Linked DNA regions of Mus musculus: all the other regions are linked to region 2. The links are chromatin loops, found by intact Hi-C in ENCODE. Cell type or tissue: heart. All regions are shown on one strand. Links, peaks and the distances in the headings refer to the core of each region. The heading gives the core; the rest is flanking DNA. Region 1 has its middle 51 kb from the start of Gm23176. Region 2 has its middle 44 kb from the start of Gm25528. Region 3 has its middle 65 kb from the start of Gm23176.

The links. Peaks named below come from ENCODE experiments on the same cell type or tissue, not always from the same donor. Only the 100,000 strongest peaks of a DNase experiment are listed, where the experiment ranks them.
Region 1: a loop joins it to region 2, with 2.6 times the contacts of the local background. A loop is called at or near these places in 3 of 42 quality-filtered maps.
Region 3: it touches region 2 in a loop (2.3-fold over the local background); 3 of 42 quality-filtered maps call a loop at or near these places.

The regions. Positions count from the first base shown.
Region 1 is chr9:88,067,086-88,077,884 of GRCm38, forward strand. No RefSeq gene overlaps it. Among named protein-coding and RNA genes, the nearest start is that of Gm23176, 51 kb to the left of the region's middle. In heart, for the core only: a CTCF peak has its summit at 6,301 (motif pointing left); a DNase peak (open chromatin) is centred at 2,036; H3K27me3 peaks cover 4,822 bases.
Region 2 is chr9:87,838,745-87,849,543 of GRCm38, forward strand. No RefSeq gene overlaps it. Among named protein-coding and RNA genes, the nearest start is that of Gm25528, 44 kb to the right of the region's middle. In heart, for the core only: no CTCF peak of the experiment used is centred there; a DNase peak (open chromatin) is centred at 5,347; H3K27me3 peaks cover 3,489 bases.
Region 3 is chr9:88,081,285-88,092,083 of GRCm38, forward strand. No RefSeq gene overlaps it. Among named protein-coding and RNA genes, the nearest start is that of Gm23176, 65 kb to the left of the region's middle. In heart, for the core only: no CTCF peak of the experiment used is centred there; DNase peaks (open chromatin) are centred at 2,037, 4,307 and 4,837; H3K27me3 peaks cover 2,828 bases.

The sequences.
Region 1 (10,799 bases), core at 1,698-9,697, 230 kb after region 2:
AACTGGGCAATCTTCAACTATAGACAGTAGCCTTTCATTTTCTTATAACATTAAACTGAGCTTGCTATGCCAATAAGGGTGTTTATTTTTGTATCTTCAATTTTAGAGAGGAACAGTGACTCAGCACTTGAATGGCAAGAGGAAAGGGAAAAAAAGTAAATGATGTCAAATATCGAATTACTTCGACTGCCCCCTGCTCGTGTTATTAGAAGAGGTTTTAAAAGCTGAGATCTTCTTTCAAAATCTCAGCGGTGACTTTATAAATACGTGGTCATGCACGTGACTACAAAACTCCAGTTGTGATCCTCAAGAGAAGTATAGCTGTGACTGAGATCTTATAATTTTTCAGATCCTGCCCGCAGTGCAGGAAATGCTGCTTAAACGCTGTGCTTGACTTCCTTACAGCGCTTCAGGGCCTGTTTAAGACTTAGGACTCTTCGTCTTTCAAACCAATTTTAAGTGACTGAACAGTAGTGACAGGATATGGTACTGAAACTGGAGGTTTTAATAAGAACATAATTCCATAATAATGAGATATCTGTGCTTTCAACATTATTACTGTTCCCTTTATTTATATTTTTAGTTAAATCTTACTTTAAATACTGGCAATACTGCAACCAATGAAGTTCATTCAAGGAGTAATTATTGCTATTGAAAAACAGTGAAATTGTGATGCTCATGTTCCATTTTCAAAAGGATGTATACATATATTATTAATTTAGATTTTGGGAGTTGTTTGGTTTTTTTTTTGGGGGGGTTGTTTGTTTGTTTTTTGTTTTTTGGGTTTTTTGTTTTTTGTTTTTTGGGGGTTTGTTTGTTTTTGGTTGGTTGGTTTTTGTTTTGAGAGGGGTTGGGCTTTTTCTGAGATACAGTTTGCAACTCACTCTGCAAACCAGAATGGCTTCAAATTTGTGGCCCTTCCCCTATACTGCCTCCCAATGATGGAATTACAATCAGTGGACACAATCATGACTGGCTAGATTTAGACTTCTTTTTAAGTCTGGCTGTTTTTAGACTTAAAAGAATGATAATGGACATGATTTTTAATAATTTTTGGCTGCTTGTAAGGAGATAAGGTCATTATATCCAATCTTGCTGGGCTTAAAGAAAAGCAGTTGTTAAATGAAATACAATAAGAATATTTAGAAACTTTAAGAACTAAGAATGGAAAGTAAGTTCCGTGAAAGGATGGATTAATCTGGGCTATCCAAGGTCAAACTGTAGCTAGAAGTAGTTGGACAGCCTAGGCCAGGGTTGTGTGTTTGAATGCTACATATACTGACCTTAGCATAGGGCTATGGTAAAGGAGAGGCCAGGAAGACATTTCAAAACTCCTGTCAAGAGTCATACTTGCCGCCTTGGGCGAAAACCAGCAACAGTTTGCAGGAGGAACAGAGCACCGCACATACTCTAATGGGGGGCAAGGGGGACACTTGTAACCATAACCACGGGCTTTCACAGATCTTTTCATTTCGGCTCCGGCTGGAGCTGAGGTGAGAGCTGCAGCCCGTAATGTCAAGGCAGGGAACGGTTGCCCTCAAATCAAACCCAAGGAGATTTTTCTATTGTGTAAGAAGAGGGGGAGAATTCATCAAGGTAAGAGGCAACTTGGTTTAATTATGGGTCTTTTAATGTCTTTTCATAATCAGTTAATAAATACCTAGACAATAAAATCGAATTTAAGCTTTTAATAGGCCACGTTGGCTTGAACCTAAACAACTGGAATTATCGGCTCCAAGCATTGTGCGACGAAGGGCTCCCTGTTCTGTGCCAGGAGAAACAAGGCTAGCCAAGGGTGTTTTTTCTCCGTGCCTCCCCATAATAAACGCTTGTAATATCCCCCCCCTTTCTGGCGAGTAGGACGCAGATCTTATTTATCACAGTGTGAGACACACCTGGCACATGGATCAGGAAACAGCTGTTTTACTTCATTTCTGTCATCACCTTCCAACAGATTTCTTTCACATTCCAATTTGGACCGGAGGACTCGACTTTTTCTCCATAAGTTCTCCATTAACAGATTCACAGCAGAAGGCGCCATTGGTCCGTTTCCTCTCACAGCAATTAATTACCCAGAGCGGCGTGTTTTGACTGAGAAGGCAGCAGGCTGCAAGTCACCAGCCTTTACACGCCTCTGTGAGCGACGTCTTCATCCTCAGCACCAGGCATTTTGCGCCTTCCGAAGTAGTGAGCCACTGTGCAAGACAGCTAGTTCCTCCTCGCCAGGCCAAGTCCATCCTAGGGCCAAGGATGCTGTCCCAGTGCTAAGCTCCACTCGCCTAGACTTCCTCCCAGGTTCGGCCAGATGAAAGGCACCTTTGCTTTCCGAATTAGTGAAGAGCCATCAGACTTGGTCTGAGGTCTGTGAGCTATGGCCCAATAAACCTTGAAAAGCTTGAATTACACTATAACCCACAAAAATTTTCAAATTAAAAAGGCATATTTAGAGGCCCCCCGCGGATAGTGATTTTATTTAGTTTAATTCCCTCTTGTGGCCAATTCTGTAGACACCCCTGAACACGGGCCTACACTCCCAGGGGAAGAAAAAGGAGGTTAGCTTCGGATCTGGGGGAGCAGAGGCAGTACATCATTCCTCAAACAGAGAGAAAGTATTTCCCCGGCTGTTCTGTGAGGAGCCGTCTTTCGAAATCAATGAAAATGTATGTAAGACAGAGTTTAAGTTCATTCCGCTTCAGTGTCCTAAAGTCATTTTTCAGAGTTTTTCCCCCAGCTTCTGCCTAATTCACCCTTAACGAATTGTCAAGTCGGAGAATTAAAGTTATAAATTTCTGCCCTGAGAACCCAGACTACACGTTCAGCTAGCTCCCTTCAATCATCTTCCCGTCTGAAGGACTTCTTTGGCTGCGCAGGCGCGGTTTGCGTTTGGTTTTTAATGAAGTGACTTGTACACCTCGTGAGCACTTTCTTATCTCCTCTTTACACAGAGCTCTGCTTGACCCAACAGACCCCTGCTCCCAAACTTGTTTCAAACTTCTCTCCATGCTCATGACTGCTCTCTCCATCAGAATTGCAAAACTTGCCCCGTTCTCATCTGGTGGCAAGCTCCGTGTGCACCATATGAGAAAGGAGTTAATAAAATGCACATTGGAAATATAAAACAAGGTCAGGGGCGACGGTTTGGCTGAAGGTCTTTCTTTAAATGTGGAAAACAAAAGAACAAGATTGTTTTAGCAGTTGCAGCTGTCAGGAATAGGCAGCCGAAGTCCCAGCTACCTGTTCACGGGACCCTCGGAACCACGGGTCGTCTCTCTAACCCAAGCCTCTCTCTGAAGGATTGGCGTCCCACTTTGGAAAGGCTAGGTGGAGACAGAAGGAAGTCCCCATTCTGCCCCTAAAAGGGCCACAGAGATTGAAGGAACAAAGCAGTGAATGAAATCAAAATCAAGCCGTGGGTGCTCGAGCCTGCACAAAACTCCAGGCCCCGGAACTGACTGGAAGTCCCCAGTAATGAATGGCGTTACTGTGTGTGCTGTGAAACCCACCCGGATCGGATGCTTGTAGGTAGTAGGTTTTTAAAAGTAAGTGCTTAAAACAAAAATTCTGCGGTTGGGTCCATCAGATGCCAACCGAACTGGAAGAAAGAAAACATTGTCAGCAAGCAACTGCTTGCCACATAAGACCTCGAGCATACCACTAGGCAGACTTGCTTTCCTATTGTACTGACTGGTTACTTTGGCAATACTTAAGAGTGGAAAGCGCACAGTGAAACTCCATCAGGAGAACGTTATCATTTTCAAATGAAGATGAAAGAGAAAGCACTTAATAACTATGTCAGAGTTGATGATAATAGCCCACAAGCCCATTAATATGTGAGCATAAATTGGTTTATCAGAGTAGCCATGGCCCAACAAAATAGAAGACTTCATAGCCTTGATAAAGGACAAGACCGGGTCATCCAAACAGGAAAAGAGGGGCTTGCAGAGACAGACTGTGAGTGGGGGCAGGAGAGCCATTAGGACCATCAAAGCATCCACAGGCACCACTCCAACCAGACACCACCTCACCCCTCTCTAGTTTGAGTAACTTTCCCCCTTGAACCTTGGCTTCCTTGTTTGTAGAAGAAAAAAATGATAATTTCAGTGAAAAATATCAGAGTACAGAGCATTTGGCTAACACCCACAAGGGAGCAAAAGGGAAATCTGAGATAGCCACACACGCTTGCACAGCTCCTGCCTGCTTCACCTTGGGTGAACCACCTCTCAGCATTGTGCACTGGAGATGAAGTTGTCTCAGGAAAAGGTCATCTTTTAGTGGGAGTTGCCTATACTAGTTAAGAAAAAAATCCAGGCCCATAGGAACTGAAACTCCACTCATGTAAGATAGATGAAATGTAGGAAGAACCTCCACCCTGCCTTTTCCCTATCTTGCATTTTGACCTTCCCAGGTCAGAACATATCCCAAGCATTCCCCACCACAGTTACTGCTCAGGTGTGAGCTCTGCAGCAGCAGCACACAGGAAACTGCTGTAAGTGCAGAGTTTAGGGCTGGAGGTGTGGCTCTGCTGGAGGGCAATTAGCCAACACTTGCAAAGCCCTAGGTTCAGTTACCAGCACTAGAAGAAGGGAGGGAGGAAGTAGCATTAAGTAAGATTCTGGAATAATTCAGAGACCATTCTTATAGACTTTTAAAATCTTGGGTCAATTAGACAAGAACTTCTGAGATCAGAATCCAGAATTGTTTGTGGGTTTTTTTTTTTAATTTGCTTGTTTGTTTGTTTTAACAGAGTCTAATGTAGTCTAAGCTACCTTTGAAATTGCTTTGCAATCCAAACTGCCCTTAAATTTCTGATTTCCCGCCCCCCCCCTCCTAAGTGCTGGGATTGCACGTGTGTACCACTCTGTCTGGCCATCAATGCCTTTGAAACCTTTCTAGATCATTCTGATGTGCTACCAAGTTTCAGAACTCTATTATCAAAGGTAAAATGTAACCAAAAAACACAGACTAGAAAAGGCAACTATTCTTGAACTAGATCTCTTGAGAGAAACATAGTTAAGGAAAGGGAACAAAGATATTTTCATGTTTACAAAGTACTCATACACTTCACGAGTACCAAGAGTGCCCGGGTGGGCAGACCATTTATTGGTATTAGGCACCGTGTTTATTGTTGCTGCCTATTTTCCAGTGATTTTAGAACTCAGTAGGGGAGGTGTTGTGGCTTTGAAAGGACTATTTTTATAATAGAATTGTTTTTACTTAAAGGTTTATGTAACATGCTGTACTACTAAACAGTAAATAAAAACCACTGATAAACCCCAGGTCCCCCACAGGTAGCTTGGCACATCCTTAATTATCCAGTTTATGAGCAAATCGCCGCCTCAGCTTTGGCTTTCAGCTTGTTAGGTGCATGTGTGCATGCGCCGACAGGTTACATGCAACATCCCCTGCGGTTTTAGTGTTTAAATAAGATTGTCAAAATATGGAAAGGCAGGGGAGAAGCTGTAAACAAAAACTGGCTGAGATTTGGATTGGAATCTTGGTTTTGGGGGGTTTGTTTATAGCAAAAACTCTGTGTGTGTGTGTGTGTATGTGTGTGTGTGTGTGTGTGTTCACATTAGAGCACAGTCAAAGGTAGAGAGGCCTGAAAGGTTGCTAATGACTGCTGCATGGCTGCGGAATACATGGAGTTATATCCATCCAGCTGTTATATTGGGGTTTTGATGAAAGTCAAAATGGCTGGCGCTCCCTCATTCTCTCACTCACACGCTCTGCCCCCTCTCTCTATCTGTCTCTCTCTTCTATGTATCTCTCTCTCTCCTGTCTCTCTGTTTCTCTTTGTCTCTGTCTCTCTCTTTTATCTCTGTCTCTTTCTCTCCTGTCTGTCTCTTTCTTTCTGTCTCTCTCTTTCTCTCTGTCTCTCTCTTTCTGTCTCTCTATCTCTCTCACTGTCTCTGTCTCTCTCTCTCTCACACACACACACATACACGCACGCACACACACACACACACACACACACACACACACACACACAAAGTCCCTCTGTGCTATAGCCTACTTTCCCTGCCAAGCAAAAATTGCTTTTAAGCAATTAAACCTTCCCAGAGGAAAATCATTTTTTACTTTGTCATTCAAATCAAAGATAAACAACAATCAGATAGCATCAGGTAGCTTTTGTTCTGTTTTATTCTGTGACTGTTGTACAAATGAGTTCCTTTGATTCCTTTGAGTGTTTGCAGCCCTTTCTAACCTGAGAACCCTTAGAATACAGTTTTTCTGGGGGCCTCAAGCTCACAGCACCCTGCAGACTCTTCCGATGGGCGCCCTCTGGCGTCAGCGCCTTCAATCTACCCTGCTAGTCTGGAAAGTGAATCCCTCTGCTGGTTCACTTGAAAGCTTGGGGAGACCAGCTAAGATCCAGGTAGAAAAAGAAGTCACACCAGTTTCTTAAGGAATCGCCCCTTCTTGGAAAATTTCATGAATTAGCTTGATGAGTGTGAGAATCGTTTTTTAAAACATCATTTCCAAGGCCATGATACCTTTCTTGTATGAGAACCAGTATGGGCATCACCGGGCTCTCCCCACATCCCCGGGCCATGGGCTCAGACTGTTTCCACAAGGTATCCAAGTATCACAAACCATTGCAAGCCCCTGCATCCGGTATTGATTAAGCAATGTCTGGAGCTGGCAAACATTATTAATATATAGAATGCTAGAGAGATTGATTGCGCTACTTTCATTTTTCTTCTTCCTGCCAGCCCCCTACAGGAGAAAGCCCTGCAGCTGTTCCGAATCCCATTGCCAGAGCCATATTATAGCTTGTTTTGATGTTTCACCAGCAAATCCTGTGCCTCATACAGGGACAAGGCAACGAGAACATCCCAAGTTCCAACTGGAGGCCACGGCACAATCACTCTGTCAGGTACTGTTGGTAAGTCAGGATCATAAAAGATAATAAACTCTCTCCCATCTTTTATGACGGCACACAGAGATCAAACATTTTCCAAACCAGAGCACAAAGCCCCTAGGACCAGTTCTCCCTGACAGATGTTCATCTGCTATCTTAGTACTGACGTGTTACTTAATTTATTGACCCACCGAGAAAAGGAAATACAAAGACCCAAGAAATCTGGTATTGTACAATCCATGAGCCTTGATATAAACTGGAGACTCAGTGGCATGTTTTAGGAACTATCTAAATAGTGTTCTTTTACTGTTTTTTTTTCCCTCAATATTTAAACAAATAAAAACAGGACACAGAAAATGAGTTAGACAAAAAAAAGCTTTTGTTATTTTTATTTATCTTTTCTTCGATGGATCAGCATTTGTAATGGTTTATGATATCACTAACCACAAAATCCCTGATTTGCCCTAGGTTTCTTAGGTTGATTAATTATGAGGTGAAATAGAGGCTGTGGGAGGGGTGCTGTTACATACTTTGGCCTTTCTCACTTGAATCAGTTCTGCAGAGCTAGACAGAGCATGGTGAGGGAGAACCAGGATAATGGACTAAGTCTTGAACCAAATGAAGCCCCACATCCAGTAGTGTTAAAAGCCTGCCTTTGGGCAGATCCAGCAGACCATATTCTGCTTACACAGCCTCAGTCCTTCTCTTTGATAGCCCATGTCCCAGGCGGACTGGATAAAATGATGGTTTCTCTTTCTACGTCTGTGACTTTGCTCATAAAGGTCTTGCTCAGATGTACAAATAAAAATCCTATAAGAAACAGGCAAGATCAATTGCTGCTTCCTCTAATTATCATGCGCCTTTGTGGGAGTCACCCCAGAGATCAACTGAGAGTCTGACTCTCCTTCTACACATTTCCTTGAATGAAGCATCAAATATTAAACATCTTTTGGCCTCATCCATCTCTTCTGTGTGTTATAACAGGAATGGAATTATACCTTGTGGTGATTAGTATTACTTGCACACCAAAGAGAATTTGGAATCACCTGAGGGGTGAGCCTCTGGAGATAACAGGGGGTAGTGGGTATCATGACTGCATCAACAGAGGAGGGAAGACACCTACTGTGAGTGGTACCACTCCTTGGCTGGGATCCCAGACTGTATAAATGGAGAAGGGCAACTGAGCAGTGACTTTTGTTTATCACTCACTACTTTCTGATTGTGGCTATGATCTGACAAGCTACTTTAGGCTCGGGCTGCCTTGATTTTCCTGCTATGATAGGTTACAACCTTGGTGAGCCAAAATAAAAATTTCCTTCCCCGAGTTGCTTTTGTCAGAGTTACATCACTAAGACACCAAGGAAAAATAACTCAGCTGCCTCTAACGTTACATAAATGTTTGTTTATTCATTTTATTTATAGATACCATACTCATCTTTGGAGTTCTCTCCTCCAAAGCCTTCTATGTTTTCACTTAGACTAAAAATAAAGACCAACTTCATTCCATTCAAACCCCTTCAAATGCATGCCTACACATCTTTTGAATGGATCCTAAACTATTCCAACCTGTTAAAAAAAATCACCTGTCAAATTACTTCCTTTCTGTCTCCACCACATTCTGCCACTGACCCCAGCTGCCCCTAACTTCCTCACCCAGACCCACACACCTCCACTGGCTATGGGTTTCAACACAGCACTGCCTTTCTTCTCTGTGAAACTTTCACAAGTGACTGTCTTCAGAGATCTTTAAAGGTGCATAATGTCTGATATGTCTTCTAGACAATCCTTAGAAATCTTCATTACTATCAACTGACAATGTAATTTTGAAGTTATGAATTGTGTTTCCTTCACTATTAAACTTCTCACTGGTCCATGCAGCACTCATCAAATGTTTGTATCACTTCTCTTTAAATTACACTACAGCACAGTGCCTGGTGTGTCAAAGCAAAACGTTATTCCACCTTAGGTTCCAGGAGAAGTGATTTGCCTGTCATGAATATTCAAGACTTCTTATTGTTTAATAAGGATGTCTATTTTTAAAAGTTAATGACTTATAAGAAATCACAGCTTCACAACACACACATCTGCACATACATAATTAAAATCGCAATTCTCATTTTTAACTTCTAACCATCTTTTGCAGGGTGCAACCTAATATTTGCCACGTTATTTCAACTTATTAAAAAATAGTCACCACATCCAAGCAGTAGTTTTTATAATCTACAAGTAAGACAGAACCAACTCAATGGTCACTGTTGAAAAGACATCAACTTTAGAAGTGGATAGCTAATAAAGAAATCCCAAAAGTTTATAAAGATAGATTCTTTTTGCTACCTTATATGTCCAAGATTACAGAGCACAAAAACAAAGAGACAGACTTCCATGAAAAACAGACTTGAAAACTTCAAAGTGATTCAGTGAGTTAGAAGAGTCAGAATATGAAGAATAACTAGACTCTACTCTAAAGAGAGAGTAAAAGAGCTTCAGACATTCACAAAGGTTGTGATAGAATATCTGAAAAACACAGAGAAAAAGAAAGGTGACACAGGACAAGTAAGTAAAACTAGACAGAAGGACAGCTCTGTGGCCCCCTGTCTGAAGGAGGAAAGGAGGAGATCAGAAGCCCCAGTGCAAAGAAACTGCAAGTCACCCCACCAGGACAAGCCTTCAGACATATTAAACCCAGTCATGGGCTTTGGTGAGATACTGGTTCCTCTAGGAGATAGACCAGTGGGAAGGAATCCTATTTTGTCCTTCTGAACATCTCTGAGAGCAGTGAACCATCTTGACACTGAACTTGTGTTTCTCACTGAGTGACCATAAGATCCTGAGAGCAGAGAACAACCAACCACAAGTCGTAAAACCTGAATCGAACCGTCCACATCCCTAGGATTACAGGCCATTGTAAAGAGTGGGCAGGCTCAACACTAGCAAGCTAAAATGTTCAGGTGGCAGAAAACTCAGCTCAGAGACAAGGAAAGTGATGTCATCCTCAGGGTCTGGGGCAGATCTCAACAACTCAAAGTAGCCCTGGAGTGCCATACCTAAGCCTGAGGTTAATATGTGAATCAACTTCTGGAGCCACCTGTCAGACACCCACTGCATAGCGGTCTGAATGGTCTAAAGTCCCAGACTTTGTTTACTTGATGTTCACAGCTGCATCCTTCCAACAGGCTCACTGCCATTTAGAAGCCTTGAAAGCCGTCTTCCTCCTATAGGGATCTCCGTGTCATGGTTGCTTCCCACACTCCCAACACATTGGGGAGACATTCCCACCTAGAGCATTAACTACCCCAAGGGGTATGATCAGAGGGTTCTTGGTCAGGTCAGAAAACCTGCCCAGCTCACAGACTATAAAGCTAAGAGTAAGTAGAAGCCCGAGGTACACGAAGGAGGGAAGCTACTAAAACAAAGGCATCTCTGATTGGCATTGGCCAGTTGTCCATTACAGAATCAGTACCACAGCACACATGGGAATGACATGACTCCATACGCACACTCAACTGCTACCACCCACTCATGTAGCTAGCAGGCCCTAATTTTCAAGGACATACAGAAAGGCTGCTCCAACATTTAGTTTTTTTGCCTTTTAAAATTGCCCCTTTATGGACTGAAGGAGCTGAAGCGGAGTTGCAGCCCCATAGAAGGAGCAACAGTGCCAACAGGCCATACCCCTCCCCCACCCGGAGCTCCTGGGGACTGGATGGGCCAACCAAAGAATACACATGGAGGGACCCATGGTGCTGGCCACATATGTGGCAGAGGATGGCCTTGCTGGATATCAGTGGGAGGAGAGGCCCTTGGGCCGGAGCCCCAATTGGCTCGATGCCCCAGTGAAGGAGAATGCCAGGAGAGGAAGACAAGAGTGGGCAGGTGGGTGGGGGAGCACCCTCATAGAGGCAGGGGGAGGAGGAATGGGATGGGGGAGGCTTCTGAA
Region 2 (10,799 bases), core at 997-8,996:
TGGATTGGGGCAGGCGCTGTGTTCCACTCACCAGAGGTCTTAGGGTCCCGTGGGGAGTCCCGTGTGGGCCCTTGCGGGTGTTGGGCAAGACTCTGCTGTCAAGGTAGCCCGGGGCTCGAGTCTCGAGTCGAGCGGAAGGGACTTGTGCCCCAGATCAGGCCCGGGTAGCCTGCTTCCCTATGTACCGCAGTCTCGAGTTCCGCGCGATTGGATTGGGGCAGGCACTGTGATCCACTCACCAGAGGTCTTAGGGTCCCGTGGGGAGTCCCGTGTGGACCCTTGCGGGTGTTGGGCAAGACTCTGCTGGCAAGGTAGCCCGGGACTCGAGTCTCGAGTCGAGCGGAAGGGACTTGTGCCCCAGATCAGGCCCGGGTAGCCTGCTTCCCTATGTACCGCAGTCTCGAGTTCCGCGCGATTGGATTGGGGCAGGCACTGTGATCCACTCACCAGAGGTCTTAGGGTCCCGTGGGGAGTCCTGTGTGGACCCTTGCGGGTGTTGGGCAATACTCTGCTGGCAAGGTAGCCCGGGGCTCGAGTCACGAGTCGAGCGGAAGGGACTTGTGCCCCAGATCAGGCCCGGGTAGCCTGCTTCCCTATGTACCGCAGTCTCAAGTTCCGCGCGATTGGATTGGGGCAGGCACTGTGATCCACTCACCAGAGGTCTTAGGGTCCCGTGGGGAGTCCCGTGTGGACCCTTGCGGGTGTTGGGCAAGACTCTGTTGGCAAGGTAGCCCGGGGCTCGAGTCTCGAGTCGAGCGGAAGGGACTTGTGCCCCAGATCAGGCCCGGGTAGCCTGCTTCACTATGTACCGCAGTCTCAAGTTCCGCGCGATTGGATTGGGGCAGGCACTGTGGTCCACTCACCGGAGGTCTTAGGGTCCCGTGGGGAGTCCCGTGTGGACCCTTGCGGGTGTTGGGCAAGACTCTGCTGGCAAGGTAGCCCGGGGCTCGAGTCTCGAGTCGAGCGGAAGGGACTTGTGCCCCATTTCAGGCCCGGGTAGCCTGCTTCCCTATGTACCGCAGTCTCAAGTTCCGCGCGATTGGATTGGGGCAGGCACTGTGGTCCACTCACCAGAGGTCTTAGGGTCCCGTGGGGAGTCCCGTGTGGACCCTTGCGGGTGTTGGGCAAGACTCTGCTGGCAAGGTAGCCCGGGGCTCGAGTCTCGAGTCGAGCGGAAGGGACTTGTGCCCCAGATCAGGCCCGGGTAGCCTGCTTCCCTATGTACCGCAGTCTCAAGTTCCGCGCGATTGGATTGGGGCAGGCACTGTGATCCACTCACCAGAGGTCTTAGGGTCCCGTGGGGAGTCCCGTGTGGACCCTTGCGGGTGTTGGGCAAGACTCTGCTGGCAAGGTAGCCCGGGGCTCGAGTCTCGAGTCGAGCGGAAGGGACTTGTGCCCCAGATCAGGCCCGGGTAGCCTGCTTCCCTATGTACCGCAGTCTCAAGTTCCGCGCGATTGGATTGGGGCAGGCACTGTGGTCCACTCACCGGAGGTCTTAGGGTCCCGTGGGGAGTCCCGTGTGGGCCCTTGCGGGTGTTGGGCAAGACTCTGCTGGCAAGGTAGCCCGGGGCTCGAGTCTCGAGTCGAGCGGAAGGGACTTGTGCCCCAGATCAGGCCCGGGTAGCCTGCTTCCCTATGTACCGCAGTCTCGAGTTCCGCGCGATTGGATTGGGGCAGGCACTGTGATCCACTCACCAGAGGTCAGAGCACTCTCTGCAGGCAAGCTCTCCTCTTGCAGGGAAGGTGCCCAGATATCTGGCGTTTGAACTTGCCTCCTGTCAGAAGTTGTGTTTCACTCACCAGAGGTCCTAAGATCCCGTGGAGAGTGCTCTGTGTACCTTGGGGGTGTCTGCTGACTCCTTGCCCAAGGTGACCCTGTGCTGGGGCTGACCGGAAGGGGAGTTGTGATTTTTTAAGGAGTCCAATTTCATTTGAATTTGTCACTATACTTTGCAGAATTGAAGTCTAATACTCCTACAAATTTGGGATTTTTATATGATTATAACTATTGTTTACTCTGAATTGAATTTCCCACTGAGGAATTCTGATTTTTCTGGCTTACTTTCTCCTTGATCTCTAAGATTAAAAAAATTCCTATTAAATAACAGTACTATTGATTGATGTTAACAAAATATACCCAGTTTTTCAAATATCCATCCAACTTATATCTTGAGAGATTTATTGGTAATTCAGAAAAATAAGATACAGTGGACTTAAATGATGAATTAATGAGAGGTCTCTTGGATTGTTCAAATGTTGTTCATTTAAACATTGTTTGCAGGTTTTCTAGCATATATAGCTTTTCCTTATATTTCATTCCTTCTCGAGATGAAGAAATGTTTGTGTTAATTTATGGGTAACATATGTAATAAAATGCTAAACTTCTATTTCAAACAACCCCCTGAAGTATAACAGTTCAGATATAAGGAGAAATTTCTTCTTTACATAAGTTCCAGAAAAAAAAATGTGTGTGGTTGGCATATAAGTTCTTTTTTTTTTTTTAAGTACTAATACAGGAACTCAGACTCTTTCCTCAATGTTCTATCCCATATATCACATCTAGGGAAAACCATGCATACTTGCCTTGAGCCACTGCAGGGAGAAACAGTGTGTCATAAGATTCTGTATGGCATGTCAGCACTGGGAATTAAATCAAGGTTCCCTGGAAGATCAGTCTAACCACTAAGCCATCTCTGCATCACCAATAGTTTGTTGTAATTTGTTTTTCAAGATAAGATAATTTTGTGTAGCTTCGTCTTTCCTGAACTAGCTCTATAGACCAGGCTACCCTTGAACTCAGAGGCTCTTTTGCTTCCTAAGTACTGTGTGCTAGGAGACACATTTCCAATAAATAAGAAAATAAAGACTGGGCCTCACTCAGTAGATGACCCTGCCTGAGTTCTGGGATTAAAGCCCAGCTGATATTTAACATATTTGGAAGGAACAAGCCATTAGTACTACCTGGTTTTAAATGTAGTCTCTTAAAAAATTAAGGCATGCTTCATAAATTTGTTCTTTCTAATGTTATTGAAACTTCATAGGCAAGTCTAAAAAATAGAAATATCACTTCTATTTACATTCTGATTTTTGGAATTCAGTCACATGATCACATTTACCTAAAAAGAAGACTGGGAGATAAAATTCGATCAGTAGGTCCAGGAAGAAAAGAATGGGGTTTTGGTCTTAATGATCCTTCAAAGTCATTCAGCTTGGGCTCAGGTCGTGGCTTTGCACTGGATTCCTTCACCATGATTTGTGCTTTAATTTCCGTGTCTCTTAAGGGATAATAAAACCTATTTTAATGATCATTGTTCAACTTAAATGGAATAATGAAATAGTACATGATTAATACAAATACACAGTATAGCTAGTTTAATCTGAAAGCCTAAAGATACATTAGGTTTCATAATTAGCTATTTGTGGAATTGTATAACTTTCTTAGTTCCCAGAAACTTTTGAATCCCCTCTGTGATATTTCAATGCTTTAATATAGTCTCATGAATGCAAATGGAGATCATATTTTATACTTACCTAACAACCTACTTGAGCCTGAAAAGAACATAAGAAATTAGATCTTAATACACACAAGGGTTGAGGAAGTTAAGATCTACACATGGGAGAACCAACGTGGACTGTTACATGCCACATGAACATCAACTCAAAGTGGATGATATGTAAAACCTGAAGCTATAGGGCTACTACAGAAAAGATATTAAAAAGAACAAGGTCTCAGCATTCTTTGAGACCAGTGGTTCTCAACCGTTCTAATGCTGCAGCCCCTTTTAACAGAGTTCCTCAGGTTGTGCTGACACCCAAGCATAAAATGACTGTCATTACTACTTCATAAATGTAATTTGGCTACTGTTATGAATCATAATGTGAACATTTTTAGGAGACAGAGGTTTGCCAAAGGGGTTGCAACCCACAGGTTGAGAACGGCTGCTCTAAACAATGCTGTGAGACCAACAGAAGCTCATAGGAAGGTTAGCAGGATTGGAGAGGTTTTGATACAAAGATACAACATTTCTGTTAGAGGGGAGAAGGCAACTAAGGAGATCTGTTGTACAGCAGATGCCCATAGTAATGTTTATTTGAAAAAATTTTAAAGAAAGGATATTAAATGTGTGTGTGTGTGTGTGTGTGTGTGGTGAGTGCACACAAGTGTTAGTACCTGTGACCGTGTGTTCAGATCAAAGGCAAACGCTGGGTATATCTATATCAGTCTCCATCTTATTCCTGTAAGAGCATCTCTCAGTGAATCAGGAGGTAGGCTGGTGGTCAGCCACCTTCATCAAACCTCTTGTCTATTCTCCCCAGGACTAGGGTTACAGGCAAACTTCCATGCCCAGCTTTTTATAGGCCCCGTGATCTGAATCCAAGAATCTATGCATTAAAAACAAAACGCCAAAAACAGCCAGCAAGAAATTTTAAAATTATGAGCCAGATTTTAAGCATTTTAACCATCAAAGAAAATATTTGAGGGTCGAGAGAGATGGCTCCATGATTAATAGCACTGGCCGTTCTTCCAGAGGACCTGAGTTTGATTCCCAGCTCTGGCACCTCACAATCATCTATAACTCCAGTTTCAGCAATTAGACTCCCTCTTTTGTCCTCCATGGGCACCAGGCATGCATGTGGTGCACAGATATACATGCAATCAAAACAATCAAATATATGAAATAAAATAAAATAAAATAAAAACCAAAAAAACAAGTTACTTGAGTGTTGATTCAGTCAGTATCTTGATACGAACAGTTGAAAAAGTATACCTATATCAAAACATCACATTTCAGGTTGTAAATACAGTTTCATTTGAACATACATACTATGCTATAATAAAGTTGAATAGGGAGAGAAATGTTATAGATTTTTAATATGTCTCTATGATTCTTCAGGTTTTAAGAGATTCTTCATAGTTCTTGGGGAAACTTTCTTCTTCCTATTTTCCAGTTTTTGTTTGGTGAATCTATGTAACTGGGGGGGGGGGGCATATAATAACTACAATTCAATTCAGCCTTAGTGATGGCTTTCAAATCCTGCTACCACAAGGGGATTAAACTCTCAAAATCCTCTTCAAAAGTCAAAAGGTTGCCAGTCTTATCTATTAAACCCTCATGTAAATCCAGGTTCAGAAAAACATTTTGCCATTTTGAAATTAGAAGTCACCCAAGTCCCGAAATCCTAGAGCAAACCATACATATTGTGTCCTCTTCGTTTCCCCAGATAGGTTTTATCCTTTGTGTTTCCTCCATTTCATTTTGTACCAGCAGCCATGGGATTTCTGCCAGAAATGAACTCAGCCACTTCCCTGGGAATGTTGTCCGGTTGCTAATTTCAGTGCCGGAACTGTGTTCCCGTGCATTCTGGCCTGTTTCCATGCATGCCTCCACTGGAGGAAAGGCTCTGACAGTTCTGAGGATAATGGTAAACACATGTAGCCAATACTGCTCAAGTCCTTCAGAGCCAGAAAGCATTAGTAGGTACTTCAGTCGCTGGCAACAGAAAATCAATGTAAGGGACTCACTCCATCAGGCACCCAGGAAAAAAACACATGGGGATACCCAGTGCACAAGACGGACTTTTCTTCTTTCATTTTTCCTTCCTTCCTTCCTTCCTTCCTTCCTTCCTTCCTTCCTTCCTTCCTTCCTTCCTCCCTCCCTCCCTCCCTCCCTTCCTTCCTTCCTTCCTTCCTTTCTTCCTTCCTTCCTTCCTTCATCATTGAGTAGTTGTAAATGTAAATCAGAGTATTATAGCAACCTATTCCAAACTTTAAAACTGCAGGGGAAGAATCCGAATTGAGAGACAAGAATGTTTCAACTTGTTTATTTTGGAGAATACTCCCATTTCAAGTGAGGCCTCATGATGCTTAAGTGTGCATGAGGACTTAGACTTCCCTGAGTACCCAGGGGACAAATTACACATGATGTCATTGCCTGGGAGATTTCTCAAACTACCAAATTCATCAGTCATGCTGTCAATGTTAAGGAGATAGAAAAGAAAGAAAAAAAACTTAAAGATATATTATCACTGTATGGGAATAAATACTGGTTTCTCATTGGAGGCATTTCTTCAATATCGTTTAATTCCAGAGAAATTTAAGAAAGCTCTCTTAACACAGTGGAATTCCCAGCAGGTCTGCTCCTGTTACCATTATTTCAAGAATGGTAAAGATATTACAACCCAATGGAAAATAAGGATAAAATGAAGAATACTGTGAGTAGTACTTTATTTGCTACATAATTTGAGCTATCTGATTATTATTCTTATTCTGTATTATATTTTGATGATTACAGGAAAGGATTTCCTTCTAAACATATTGCACCTGGGTTGTTATCTAGGCTATTAAATTAATACAGGAATTCTCAGCCTCCTTTGCATTTCTTCTGGACCATCCAGTTCAATAGCAGTCTCCTCATTTACCGAGACAACGATCCTTCTTCATCCCTTACATTCTGTTTTTGTTCCTCTGCTCTCTTGTTGATCAGAATTCCTTAACCAGAGTTGAGGAAGCTTTCTTGTATGGTATCTTCAAGATAGACTAATATGTGTCGACTCCTAAACAGAGACTTACCCATCCCAGACTCAGAACAAAACTGCAGAGACTCACTGTAAAGAAATTCAAAGAGGTATTGCTTAGATCAAGGTGAATTTTACTTGACTACAATTCAATGTGATATCAAAGTTATCTGCTGCCTTATTCACTGCAGGCTAGCTTAGTGTAAATAAAGAGACCAACACCACTGGGTCTATTAAATCGATGATACAAATGAGCCAAAGCATGACTGGAATTCCAAAGTCAAACAAATTCTCCACATTCACAAATGGGCTGGCGAGCAAGCTTTAGAGACACACTGTCATTGCCCAACAGATACTTATATCCAGCTTCCCCAGTGTCTCACCACTGCCATTGAGGATCGGATAGAGGCTGTTGGGGTAGGAGGGCTAGCTGCACTGAGGACTTAACAGCACCTCTTGCTATCATTCAAGTGGATAACCGCAATACTTGCAGGCGTTGCCATCTGTTCCTGGGAGATAGGTTACAAAGCTGGCTATAGCTGCAAAACACCAAATCTGTCTTTTGTGACCTGGGCCCTGGCCTTCTCCAAACTGTGAGGGTGGAGGCTCAAATGCTTGACTGTTGGAAGAGGAAAGGAAGACTGTGGACTATGTCCTGTTGGTCATTCTCAAAACAAATATCAAGTAAACAACACACAGACACTTTGTGACCACAATGAAAATACATGCTTTGCCCAGAGTAGAAACATTCAGGAGATTATCTGAACCCACTAGTCTAATTATTGAACCCTGCATCTCTTTGAAGCTTTACATAAATAGACACTACTGTAGGTAGGACAATAGAAACTGCCCCAGAGTATTTTTTCTTGTCACAGAGCTGGACACCCTATAAGATAAATTGACCATGAGTTCATTACTCATATCATGGGTGAGGAAATGAAAAACAGAAATGTTAGGTGACTTCTCCAGATCAAATCTGGGCCTCTGTCTGCTAGAGAGTCAGTTAATGACTAATGGGATATGCTTATGCCATTAAATAGCAAATCATTATCTTCATTTTGCAATTGAGTCGGGGACTCGAGTGTGTTGGCTGACCCAATCCTCCGTGGGGACTCCGTGACTCTCAGTGGACACTCCTCAGCCATGCTGTGGTGACATGTTCTCAACAAGTACGGTGAGAATTGCGCTTAATTCTATCTCCTTTAAGCACCCACAGTTTGGATCCGGTTGGAAGGAAAGGCATTGTTTTCCTCTCTGTGACAGTGCCTTGAAGAACTTCTTGAACTCATTTAGCCGTCGTTGCCCCAGATCCTCTTGTTTTGTTTCTGACATCATCAGATTTTGATCAAAGCACTCACAAAAACTAGAAATGCGAAGAGCAGCAGAGCATACTGTGGGTCAGCTGCTGGGAGCCAACAGATTAAACAAACGTAAGGGTTTATCACAGGCCGGGGCAACCAAACCAGCGGTTGCAACGTTAACAAATCTTTAAATAATTTCAAGTCTTCTGTCTTGTTTTGTTTCTACTGTACATTATAAAGTGAAACTGGATTCATCATAGATTAATAAACTCTTTCAGAGGCCTAAGACTACCAAAAGGTTTTATCATCCTACATTGAATTCCGTTTATTGAAAGTAATGAATATGTATAAATGAATAATTTATGAATGAGCTTCTTCACTGGCTTGAAGTGATTCCAGCTTGTTTTATACATTGCCATAGAATCATGTCCCATTTAAGCATTTAACCCTATTTGTACAGATTTTATGATATAATATGTCTGTATGAGTGACACATGCTTTCTTTAAATAAAACAGGGAAGAAACTAACTAGCAACCATGAATACTTTTCACCTCTTAGGAAGGGTAATGGTAATTTGAAGATTTATCTATTTATTTGTTTGTTTGTTTTTTTAATGTATATGAGAACACTGTTGTTTTCTTCAGATACACCAGAAGAGGGTATCTGATTGCATTACAGATGGTTGTGAGCCACCATGTGGTTGCTGAGAATTGAACTCAGGATCTTTGGAAGAAGAGTCAGTGCTCTTAAACACTGAGCCATCTCTCCAGCCTGAAGATATTTTAATATAGTGTCATTGCTGTGTGTTATCATTTATATTTGCTTTTCTTTTGTTTTATTTTAAAACTACTTTCCTTTTACTTTGAGATTATAATATAATTATAGATTTTCACCCTTCCCTTTTTTCCCTCCAAATTCTCCCATACATGCCTCCCTGATCTTCTTCAAATTCATGGCCTCCTTTTCATTATTTATTATAGATTGCACACACACTAGTTCTGTCACATACATGATCTCATGTAAACACATCACTTACTTTCACTGATCTTAGAACTTTATAAGTGGATTATCATTCAAAATCTGGTAGTTTGTGGATTTTTTTTCTCAACTGCTTTCTTTCTTTGTGGTTAAGTTTCACCCATACATACATGTTCATTTTGGAATGATGGTATACACTGCCTTTTTACTTTATTGTCAGTGAACACATGGATTGCTCATTGCTTCACCAGTCTCAGCCATGTCACTAAGAACATTTCTTGTAAAACTGTTGCCTACAAAGAATTCCTGAGCATCTATTTTGAGGTCTGAAGATGTTAGGTTATATAGAGTATGAGCCCTCAAGTTTAAAGGATGTTGAAAATTTCACAGTGACTGCAGGAATTGATGCAGACACTGGCAAGAGGTAAGATTTTGCCTTCACCCATGTTCCTTCCAGTGTTTGTTAGTGGTGGCCATTTTCGTGGCACTAAGAGGCAGATCAATTTGGCCTTGAGCTATATTTTCTTAGCCACTAGAAGGCTTGGCATCTCCATACGAGCTCACTCACCAGTACTGTTTCTTCTTCTCTGAGGATTTTGCTTTTCCCTGAAGTTTATTAGAACTCTCAACCTTATTTGTTGGAAGAAAAAGCCTTCCCCATTGGTTTATGACATTTCCTTTATTATATGTTTCTCTACATACTGGAGTCTGTTTCAAAGTTATCCACTGTGTTTCATTGATCTGTCAATTCTTTGCCAATAGCATGTGGCTTTAATCACCAGGGTCCTATATTATATTTTACTATATAGTAGTGTGAGTCTGACTTCAATATTCCCTTTGTTTGAGATTTTATAAGCCATTCTCATCTCGATTTTTATTACCTAGCTCAATGTTAGAATCATTTTGTTAAGCTAAAAAGGTTTTAAATTTTGATTGGCAAATACAAATTCATTTTTAATGCTGAGTCCCTTTATTCAGAAACATCTCCTATCTTTCAAATTATTTTTATGGTTTCTTCCATAAAAGTCACATTACTGTTAGATTTTCCTGGCTATTTCAAGCTTTAGTTCATTGTGGGTAGTAGCACTTTCTAGCTGGTTACTGATCACACGAGAAATGTTATTTGGGATATTTGTTTTGCTCTCTGTTATTTTGGTGAATTGTTCTCCTCATTTTAAGAAATTTTAGTCTCATTTCTTTAGATCTAGTTTATATTTTCAGGTACATAAGATCCCTCCCCTGTCTTGAGTCTCATCTCTTATTCCCTGGTGTAATCTTAGCCAGAGTCTCAAAGTCAACTTGTAGCCACAGCAACACTGAGCAAGTTCTTGAGCAGTGGAGCTGCGCAGGCTGCTCTTTGCCTGGATGTGCGGTGTTAGCTACAGGCTTAGTGCAGACACCTTTGAATCTACTCCTAGTTAACTAATAAGAACATTGCCAACTACTTTTTCAACCTGAGTGGGGCTGTTAACACTCAGAGCTGTAAGTGTTTTGACAAGGCTACAAAGCATCCAGTAAGACATAAGAGTGGAGGTACAAAGTAACAAAAGCAGATGTCTGCTTTCAGCCCATTGAAAGACACTTGAACTGCTTAGAAATTCCCTGCAACATCTGATGGCTCTGCCTGGCTGGCTCTGCTAGGCTGCCTCAGCTGCTGGCCTGCTCCGTGACTTTCCAACACTGACTGAGCTAGCCAGTGCCAGTCCCTCCTACTTGTCCAGCAAACGCATACCACGGATCTCAAAAGGCCTCATCCAGAAATAACAGGACCCAATATTCCAAAGTGACTCAGAAATCTAAAGCTAACATTTAAACTTTACTTCCATACCATTACTCCAATCCCAGGTTCTCAGTATTTCTAGCTCAGAGGATCAGCTTTCATTTCTACGTTTTGAAAATAAACATATGACATTGTTCATCGTGCGCTGTAATGTGGCCTTTTATATTGTGTAAACTCTTTACACAACATCTTTCTTATGTTTCATTCTAGGTGAAATTATTCT
Region 3 (10,799 bases), core at 1,485-9,484, 240 kb after region 2:
TGACACACTACAGCTTCCACAACAAAATTTTATTTTGTTTTTAGAAGGAGGTCACAAGGGCAGAGGGTGGGTTCAGAGAGACAGGGAGAGGAGAGAAACTGGGGTATGGGATGTGAAATTCACAAAGAATATGTATATGTGTATATGTATGTGTATATGCATATGTATGATGAGGACAGGGGTTGGTGTTAACTGTCTTCCTCAGTCTCTCTTTTTATTTTTTGAGACAGGGCTTTTCACTGCACCAGGAGTGAGACCACTCAGCTAGGATGGATAGTTGGCCAATGAACCAAGGGATCCTCCTGTCTCTGCCTCCCCAGCACTGGGATTACAGCATACCTCTTTGATTTTGCTTTCACGTGGATTCTGGGGTCTAAACAAGTTCTTACACTCACACACCAGGTATTTTATTAAGTCAGCCCTCTGCCCAAGCCCCCAAAGCATTCTTTTTCACCTAGCAATTTTTCTAATGTCTTTTGGAGCTCACCTTAAAAAAGAATTAAACCTTACTTATAAGATTCCAGATCTTGAATTATATGTGCCATGGTCCTGAATTACAAATAAAATCTTGGGTTTATTCAAATCCATTTTGTTTTGGAAATAAATGAAGGGCATATGTACAAATTTGGAATGTCTTCCAAATATGATTCCCAACTTCTCTCCAGAAGTCTTCAGAACTAAAGGCTCTTCCACCCCAGCTGTGAGGCTGGCAAGGCTGCTTTGTTGAGGTCTGGATACTTGACTCTGCCCCTTCAAAGGAGTCCCAAAAGAAAAAGCAATGTCTTGTTGACAATAGTCAGAGTCTGCCTTCATGCCTTTAAAACTGCTTAAAAGTGAAAGATTGGATTTATTGGGCTCTCTTGATGTCACAGAAGAATTCATCCACTTTTTCTTTTCTTCTTTTTTTTTTAAGCTAATTGTCATGACATTTCCTGTGAGATAGACTATATTCCCATTGTTTTCTGATTGAAAAAGTAAGACCCAGCTTGATTAGGGATTCGAGGTACAGTAAGGTTCTACACACATTTTCTAACCTGAGTCTTTCCTGGTCCCTGTTGTAATACAGTGTGTGTGGCAGCTCCCTCTACCTGCTGGCCAGATGATTTCAACCCTCCATCAGTTAAGGACAAGACAAAGTTTACATAATCTTTATGTGTGTGTTGTCGGGTTCACCTTTCCCAGGAAACCAACCACATTTAAAACGGGAGGCACAAACCCATAGCATTCTCAAGCCTGTAGGTTCCACCTTCAAAGCCAGTAGCCTCAGAAGACAGAAACAAACTCCTGAAACACAATACTTCTTTGACTTCTAAGTTTCCTTATGTGATAGAGTAGTGAACTGAAGCACCAGAATTTTGTTACCTTCTCTGAGGGATGAGAGTTCCCAGATTTCTTCCTGACATTTCAGAAGCCCTATACTTAAAAAAAAAAAAAAAAAGCTAGCCTGAAGGCTGGGCTGGGGAAGGCAATCAAAAGCAAAGCAGCTAAGAGCTCTGCTATATCTTCTTTCCAATCCATCAATCCATTCACTATAGAAACATTTAATTCCCTCCTCTTCCCCAGACCCCTTGCTCGCAACTGCCTGCTCCCCAGTTCATGCACACACATTGCAAGCTACATTCCGCCATGGGTTCTCCCAGCCCAGAGCAAAACAAATCAGGCAGAACCATATAATTTATTGCACCAAACTGGAATTACCCCCACCCACTTAAAAAAAAAATCTGGCTTCCTTTCAGGGTAACGGCAGCAAGGCTCTGGCAGGGCTCAGTCAACGTGGGTGATCCATGTGACATGTGGCAAAAATACAGAACTCATCAGATTTAATAAAACAAAGTTCCACACACGACTGGAAGGCTTCTCTCAACAAAGGCCTTAAGGAGTTACTGCAGGCAGTCCCCAGCTTTCAGGGGGAAACAACCCCCTCCGAGTCCAAAGCTCCTTCTAGACTCAGAAGTCTTGAAAGACCAACTGGCTGTCCCTAGCAGACAGGGGAGGTACTGGAGTCAGGAATAAATGCCAACAGTACAGATGTGTCCTTATGCAGTAAGAGAAACAGAGGATAGGCAGTGTGCCCAGCCCAGGGATGGGAATGCCTCTGCATTCCACAGCAGACAGAGGTGCCCGCTGCTGCCAACCAGTCATGGTACTCCAAGCAGTCAGCAGCTGCTTCCCCAGAGTGAACCCAAACATTGACATTGGTCTGCAGGACCAATCACTGCTAAGATTCTCCTGGGAAGCTGTGGGTGGCCTTAGTGCCTATACAACTGAAGTGCATACTTGAAACAATTTCGTTTTAGAGGCAACCACTGGGAACCCTCCAGGACAAACAAGTGCAACTGTCAGCACCTTGTCTAAGCTGGTATGCTCATCTAATCAGTAATTGTTACAGAGATAGAGAGGGAAGCAGAGAGCCAGAAACTTTGTGCCTTGGGGCACAGGAGAGCACCTTGGAACCTTGAAAGTCTGATCTTCAAACAGTAGTCACTAGTGCCACTGGCTTAAGGCCACTTGCCCAATGGCTCTACAGGATATCATTTCTGGCTTCTTGAACCACTAGTGACTCTAGTGACTGCAGTAAAAGTCACCTGTCCCCATACCAGGCACCTTTGCACAGTCCTGAAAGATATGGGCATTATCCCCTCACAGATTAGGAAACTCAACAGATAAGGAAGTAATGTGTCTTGCAGAAGATGAAATGCTAGATCCAGGTTTCAAACCCTGGGCAGTCTGGCTCCCCATGCATTCTGCCACATCTACACTGTCTTGATGGCTGATGAACACTGCACTAGATCCTGAGGTGGAAGGCCAGTCAACAGAAATGCAACCCATGTTCTAAAAAATGCACAGTGACCCAGGACGGTATGCTTGCAGGAGTTGAGATAGTCACACTTTGCTGAAGACTTGTTGTTCCATATGGTCCAGTATCTCAGGAAAGCCTTACCTCTAACACAATAGGAAAACCACTGGAGAAACTGCAGGGAACCAAGAGCACCCTTCTTCATCCATCTCACTAGGAACATTTGGGTTTGTCAGTCATTTTCCCTGAGTTCCAGTTTCAAGTCAATAAAACCCATGGGTGTTGAGATTACATATTAATATGCATATGTGTGATTGTACATATATTTATACCATATATATGTGTAATTATGTGATGAGTAAAAGTTATCACTAAACCAGAGATAATATCATAAGGTGATTTCTTTAGGGTTTTCCACACCTAAATTAAACTGATGGCATGGCCTATAAATATAGTGATAAAGGAGAAATAAATGTTATGGCTCACAGGGAGTCTGTATTTGTGGCTCCCCACTCACACAAGGGATATATTTGGAGAGAAGATGTGGCATGAAAGAGGCCTCTGGAAGACACAGAGCCCACCCAGAGTCCCAGGTCACAGAGCCCACTCAGCATCCCCTGAAGACACAAGGGTAGCCCCGCTTAAACAGTTTTCCATGCTCTGGGCCCTGAATTCAAATCTAACACTGAATGCAGGCAGGCTCATTGCTACCAACATCAATGATTCTAAGTCACCGGATCACTAAAGCCAAGGGGTGTCAGAAGCCGAAGGGGAAAGAAGGGAGTCGGAGTCACCTTATATAGTCTTAGCCCTGACCTGTCTTGACTCCTGACTGGAATCTTCATCGTGCATCACTGTCAATACCTGAGAAACACCTACCTCCATGCCTCATGATCAGGTGATTGTTTGCATATACCTCCCACATCTACAGAAAGCACCTGTAGCCTCAGTATACTTAAGAAGGATTAGAGCACTTATGTGCCTCTCTTAGAATTTTCTGAGCATTTAATGAAAGCTATTTTAGTAAGGCAGACATTTAAGATCACTGACATGTGACACAAATTCCCCTGACTTTAATTATTCTAGCCCCATGACAGCACACACTGCTTATGATTTGAACCAATTTGGCAAAGGGGTTGCTGTCACCTTGCTGTTCTTCTCTCAGAGTACTCTTTACATTTGCCAGCATCTCGCCTCCTGGGACATCTCTATGCTGCCTTATGTCCAGTGAGTTGGCTTGACCGTGGCGTTCCCCTCTGTGAAGTCGCATGGAAGGAAGGGTCTTAACTTATTGCCTACTACATACGTCTATTGTGACCAGCTGACAGAGTAACTGAATAACAGAAAAACCATCTGTAATTAGAAACCATGCAATAGCTTACTAGAGATGCTGTTTTATAGGTTTCCAAGGTTAAGTGAAAACGCCCCTGCCAGATGCTTCCTCCAATCACTTACTTGGAATTTTTGAGGTTGGAGTTGACTTTTGGATGGCGTCCATCTTGTTTTCTCAAATGCTTGCTCTACCCCAAGTTTCTGTCACCAGCTGCGCGATGGTGCCAAACATAAAGAGCATTGATTTTTTTCACATCCGTCTCCGCCACACTTAATCTCCACACCAGCCAGATGTGCTGGACTCTGCTCCTTGTTAACTATGCAAACATAGGCCATCACTGGGATAATCTGCTCCCTGATACATGTTTCTTCTAACCTGTCAGATTCTCCTTTTTCTGAATATGTGTATCATGTAGCCAATAAATAAATAAATAAATAAATAAATAAATAAATAAATAAATAAATAGAATAAAAAAGATTGAGTAAGAACCCTTACCCCTTAACCCAAAAGCCAATACTTACTGCTAAGCAGGAAGAAGTTAAACTAAAACTAAAATTTTTGGTCAGAGTTCATTTCCAACACTCTTGGGACTTTCTAAAGGAAACTCCACTCTAACCTTAGCTGTCAGCACATCAACAAAACGGTTTCCAAACTCCAAGAGAGTTTTTTTCAGAGCCTCCAGAGAACACTTAGGAGCCAGGCTCTCTCCATGTCAGCTTCCTCTGTCCGCTGGCCCTATGCTCAGGCCACTGTCCTCTGATGTCTACTGTTCTCCATCCTGGTTGTTCTCCTTCAGTCGGGATCCTGATCTCTCATTCCCCTTCTCTCTTCTCAAGCAAGTCTACCTCCAACTACTATCTGACTACTCAGCCCCAACTCCTTGTCCCAAGCAGTTTATTTTTTCCCCTTGTGACTTTAAAAAACAAGGGTCCCATTTGGAATTTAAAAAATAAAACACAAATGTTGAAATAGGGCTCAAACTCCTGACATGAGACTATGGACAATAAAGGCTAATTTGTTTATCACCTAATATGCCCCAGGCACTTGAGAAGCTCCGTGTAGTGTAACTGCCTCAGCAAGCACCAGGTCAAGGAGTTGAGGCTGATAGGAATCTTCCCAGTGTAATATGGGCAGCAAGCAACAAGTATATGCAGAGCCAGAAGCATCAGATTTCAGGGTCTATATTTTTAATTCATTCACTAAAATAATTCCTCACATTTGTTTCAGAAATACTGAAACTTCTCATAGAACAAACAAAGCAAATTAATAACAATTCATTAATACCTGATATTTTTTATGAAGCAAAGACAATGAGGCAATCTCAAATGGGAACCCTCATCTTTTATTTTTATTTTGCTAAAATACACACAGCATAAAACATACTATGTCTAACGTTTAAAAGTGACTACTTTTAAAACCACAATCTATGTTACTTATTTCATTGTATAATCTCTCCAAATCGCTTGTCCTGCACATGTAAAACTCCATCAATTTAAATGAAATAATCTTGTTCCTTTTCCTCTACTCTTGGAAATCCCTTCTTTGTGTCTTCCTGTCTTTCTTCCTGTCTTCCTTCCTTCCTTCCTTCCTTCCTTCCTTTCTTTCTTTCTTTCTTTCTTTCTTTCTTTCTTTCTTTCTTTCTTTCTCTTTCTTTCCTTCTTTCTTTCTTTTTCTTCTTTCTTTTCTAGTTTTTAATTGAAAGTATATTTTCTTCATATAATATATTCTACTTATGGTTCCCTCTCCCCAAGCTCCTCCCAGTTCCTTCTCACCTTCCCTCCCATCTGAATCCATATAATTTCTCTCCTTAGGAAACAGGCATCTAAAGAATGATAAGATAATCTAGAACAAATAAACGGAAGTAGGACTTAACAAACAAATAAACAAAAGGAAAAGAGTGATTAAAAAAAAGAGAAACATATAGACACAGACACATGTCTTTGTACACACATGTCTCCCATAAAAACACAAAACTGGAAGCCTATATATCATATATATATTATATATACATATATATTATAGATACACACATTTATACATATATGTTTGTGTGTATGTGTATATATGTGTGTATGTGTGTGTGTGTGTATATATATATATATATATATATATATATATTTATAACCTATAAGGTTAAAAATCATTTTAAAACCCTGACAAAACATTATGAGACAAAGAACCCCCAAAGATGTCACTGGATTCATGCTGCATTGGCCATCTACTGCTGGGCATGTGTCCTGCCCTTAAGAGTGGTTTGTAACCCCAGTGAGACTCTGTTGGAGAGAAATAATTTTTATTCGAGAATGTTTATCAATTGGATATGGCTTCTGGATTAGAGATTGAGGTTTGTATCCAGTTCCCCTCTCAGCACTGGGGTCCCATCTGGCTTAAACTCATTGGACATGTGCATGCTGCCATAGCCTCTGTGAGTTAGTATGTTTGTCGATCTGGTCCTGTTGATTTAGAGGGCTTTGTTTCCTTGGTGTCCTCCATCCTCTCTCGCTCTTACAATCTTTCCACCTTCTCTTCCACAGGATTCCCTGAGCCCTGAGGAGAGCAATTTGATGGGATATACCATTTGGAGTGAGTGTTCTGAGGTCCCGCACTCTCTGCACATTGTCCAGCTGTGGGTCTCTGTATTCCAATCTATTGCAGGAGGAAGCTTCTCTGATGATGGCTGAGCAAGGCACTGACCTAAGTATAGCAGAATGCTTTTAGGAATCATTTTATGGCCATGTTCCTTTAGCAAAACAGTAGCGTTTTCCCCTAGGTTCCTGATATATCTGGTCTCGAGTTCTTAGTCACCCAAGCTGTGTCAGGGATGGTTTTCATCTCATGGAGTGGACTTTAAAACCAATTGTTTGGTTACCCCAAATGCTTTGTGCCACTAGTGCACTAGTGCATCTTGCAGGCAGGTTATCATTGTAGAGCAAACAGTTTGTAGCTAGGTAGGTGTTTATCATTTCCTTCAGTAGTGGACCATGAACACTAGTCCATAGGAGTATAGGCCCCAGGTAGGAAATAGCTCAATTTCTCCATGTTAAAGGACTTGTGTAGATGTTATCTTCAGCAATAGGGCTTTACTGTTAGCTTTTAGAGAGCAGACAATGGCCTTGGCAATAGCTTGGGGCTTACAGGAGCAGAGGACCCCTTTTCTTAAAGTCCCTTGGTCATCTTGGAACTTGGTCCTATAGACAATCTCTCTCCCCTGTCCATATTCTAGCTCTTGCCACATGCCCCATGATTGCAAAATTCTGCTCCATAAAATGCTTCCAGAGCACACGGGTTCCTCCTCAAGGAATGCCTATGCATGAGTTTATTAATAAGATCAACCTGAATCAATTTGGAATCTTTGGGTCTGCTACTACTTTATGGGTTTTGGCACTTCCACTTTTAATGTTTTTTCCTAAAGGCTCTGTTATCTGTGGTCTAAGGTAGAAACACAGTCCCTTTCTACTAAAAAGGAAACTGAGTCATGAAACTAGATGCTCCCAGTTTTAATCGTCAACTTCTGAACCCAGTATAAGGAAAAACTGAAAGTTATTAAAAATATGCATTTGACTCTAACACTAAAACTGTGAGACATAACAACCATGAATGAAGAATAAAGTTTTCTGCCAAAACACCAGCATTCTCTCATTAATGCCATCTGGGGGAGTGGTTCTTTGGGATGGAAAGCGAGCGAAGTTAAGATTTGGGGAGACAATGCTGAGATTATTGGGAGAGTTGGAAGACGGGCTCAGACATGTTTTACATCCTTTGGGTAATACACAATGAGATAATATCAGTTAAGTCTGTGCAGCTTTAAAGTTTGGAGCTGAGATGGAAGGAAGGACAATGCAGAGACTGCCCCACCCAGGGATCCATCCCATAATCAACCACCAAACGCAGACACTGTTGAATATGCCAGAATATTGCTGACATGACCCTGATATAGCTGTATCATGTGAGGTTGTGCCAGTGCCTAGCAAACACAGAAGTGGATGCTCACAGTCATCTATTGGATGGAACACAGGGCCCCCAATGGAGGAGCTAGAGAAAGCACCCAAGGAGCTAAAGGGATCTGCAACCCTACAGGAGGAACAGCAATATAAAACTAACCAGTACCCCCAGAGCTCATGTCTCTAGCTGCATATGTATCAGAAGATAGACTAATCAGCCATCATTGGGAGAAGAGGCCCTTGGTCTTACAAAGATTATATGCCCCAATACAGGAGAATGCCAGGGCCAGGAAGTGGGAGTGGGTGGGTTGGGGAGCAGAGTGGGGAGAGGGTATAAGGGACTTTCAGGATAGCATTTGAAATGTAAATGAAGAAAATACCTAATAAAAAATGTTTAAATTTAAAAAAAAAGACTGTGCAGCTTTAGACTTTTCAAGATTGTTCTAAGGAAATAACCCCAGGAACACAGATTTACCTGTTTGCACAGAGGACTTACATTCTGTCACTTGATGCTGCTGTTGCACAGCTAATTCTACCTGAAGTAACTAAAGATCATGTTCTTTCTCACTTATCTAAAAATAAAACAAAAATTCCAGGGATTATGGGTGTAGAGAAATTCTGAGTTTCTAGGAATGGGCACCCTGGTGATAGTTTTAATGGACAAAAAGAGCAACTAAAATTCCACATTGTCAGAAAATAACAACCATAGGAGAAGAAGTCTGGAGTCACAGAGTCCCTGACCAGGCCTAGGGGATCTCAGAGGGGACAAGTACAGACAAGAGCACTGAATGGAGACTCAAGTTTCTAGCAGTAACTTTAACAAAGCAGCAATCAGAGATAGATGTTCTTGCTTTTGACTGTTAACCGTATTCCATGGTTCAATCCGAGGCTCTCATATCCATTAGCACCATAACAATAGTCCTGCAGTGTTGAGGTGAAGAAACAAAATCAAGGTAAAAAAATCTAGCCAAACTTCCAAACACAACCTGTTCAAGACACTAAACTGTCTTTTGAATCGGATTGTTTAATAGTTTACAGAGAGGATTAAGTGAGTTATAAAAGTAACCTATTAAGAAGAATCATCAAATGGCACTACAATTTAAAAGCCGGTCTTATGTTGTATCCCCCCCCCATTTTTTATTTATTCTTTTCTCATCTCATACAAAACATCTAGACCACACCCTCTCCTCCCAATCCCCTCTGCACATACTTATTTTCTCCCTCAGATCCACTGACCCTCCATTTCCCTTCAGAAAAGATGAGGCTTCCCAGGGATATCAACAGAAGAAAGCATGAGTTTCTGCTATATTCATAGATTGGTGCCAAGCGCAATCATCATTAGAGAGGGTCCCTCTGGCCGCTGATTGGAGCAAATGCAGAGGCACACAAACAAACATTATGTTGTGATCTTAAGTTACTATTGTATCTACAAGTCCTTTCCCTGGGAGGTTTTCACATGTCCTTTGTTCCTTAAAATTGCTAATTCTACTGTTTTACTCTAATTCCTTGAGTTAAAAATAAGCATTTTTAGAATGGTGGGTCTCTCATCCTTTTTCCTATTGATGAATAATTGAAAGGGGGAAAAAAACCTAAAAAGTATACTCCTTTGTGCTCTTTCTTGACTCCTGTATAGAGCATTTTTAGACAGGATTCTGGCATATATCACAAGACATCTTACTCAAACTGTTTTCAGCAGGAAAGGGTAATTTATTGACTGTTATCCTAGGAAAAAAAGGTGCTCACATAGCTTGAGTCGGGGCTCAAACAATGTGCCACTTTTCGATTTCCATTGCTCAGCCCTTCACCAGTGGTGTGGGTTCCAGATTTGGCCTCCAGGAAGATATAAAGATAGCATACACTACTGGACAAGGCCCCTGGCACATATATAGCAGAGGACTGCCTGGTCTGGCCTCAGTGGGAGAAGATGTGCCTAATCATCGAGAGACTTGAGGCCTCAGGGAAGTGGGGAGGGGGCTTGTTAGGGGAAGCACCCTCTCAGAGACAAGGGGGAGGAAGAATGGAATGAGGAACTGTGGGAGAGAGGATTGGGGCAGGACAATGACTGGAATGTAAATAAATAAAATAATTTAAATTAAAAATATAATAAAAACATCTCCTCAAATCTCCAAGTGCAATTAGGAGGGAGTCCACCCACCCCACAAACTTTTGGAATAGTCTCATGGGGTGTATGGACTCTTTCTGCAGTGCATGCTCACCCTTGAAGCACTCTTTGCTGATGAGGAACTGGGAAAAGCTGGCTGACTTAGAGAATCTTTGCCTACACTGGGGTCAGCCAGGTCCATGCCACAGAGGCTAAAGGAAGAGAAAGCACACAGATATTGGAAGCAGCATAGGCAGCAGAGGTCTGGGTGGTAACACTATCAAAGGCCCACCTCTGAAGAGTCCCAACCACCTCTTTATCATGGCAGCTCTCAGAAGAGAAATGGCAGTAGGTAACAACCCATAGAAAACTCCTGCAGAAGGCGTTAGGATTCGAATTTCTGAGCAGTGCTGGAGTACACTCCAGAATGGCCCCCAGGGAAGTGGAATTTCTTTCTCACTGAACAGGAATTGCATGGCTTCAAAACAAACCAAAGCCCCAGAGGGAAGTTCTCAGCCCCAAATGAAGAGTTATGTTGTTTTAGGCCCGTGTGTGGAAACTGGACTGTATGAGTCATTATTGAACTATTCATAGTGGCCTCAGTGGACAACTTACATGAACATTCAG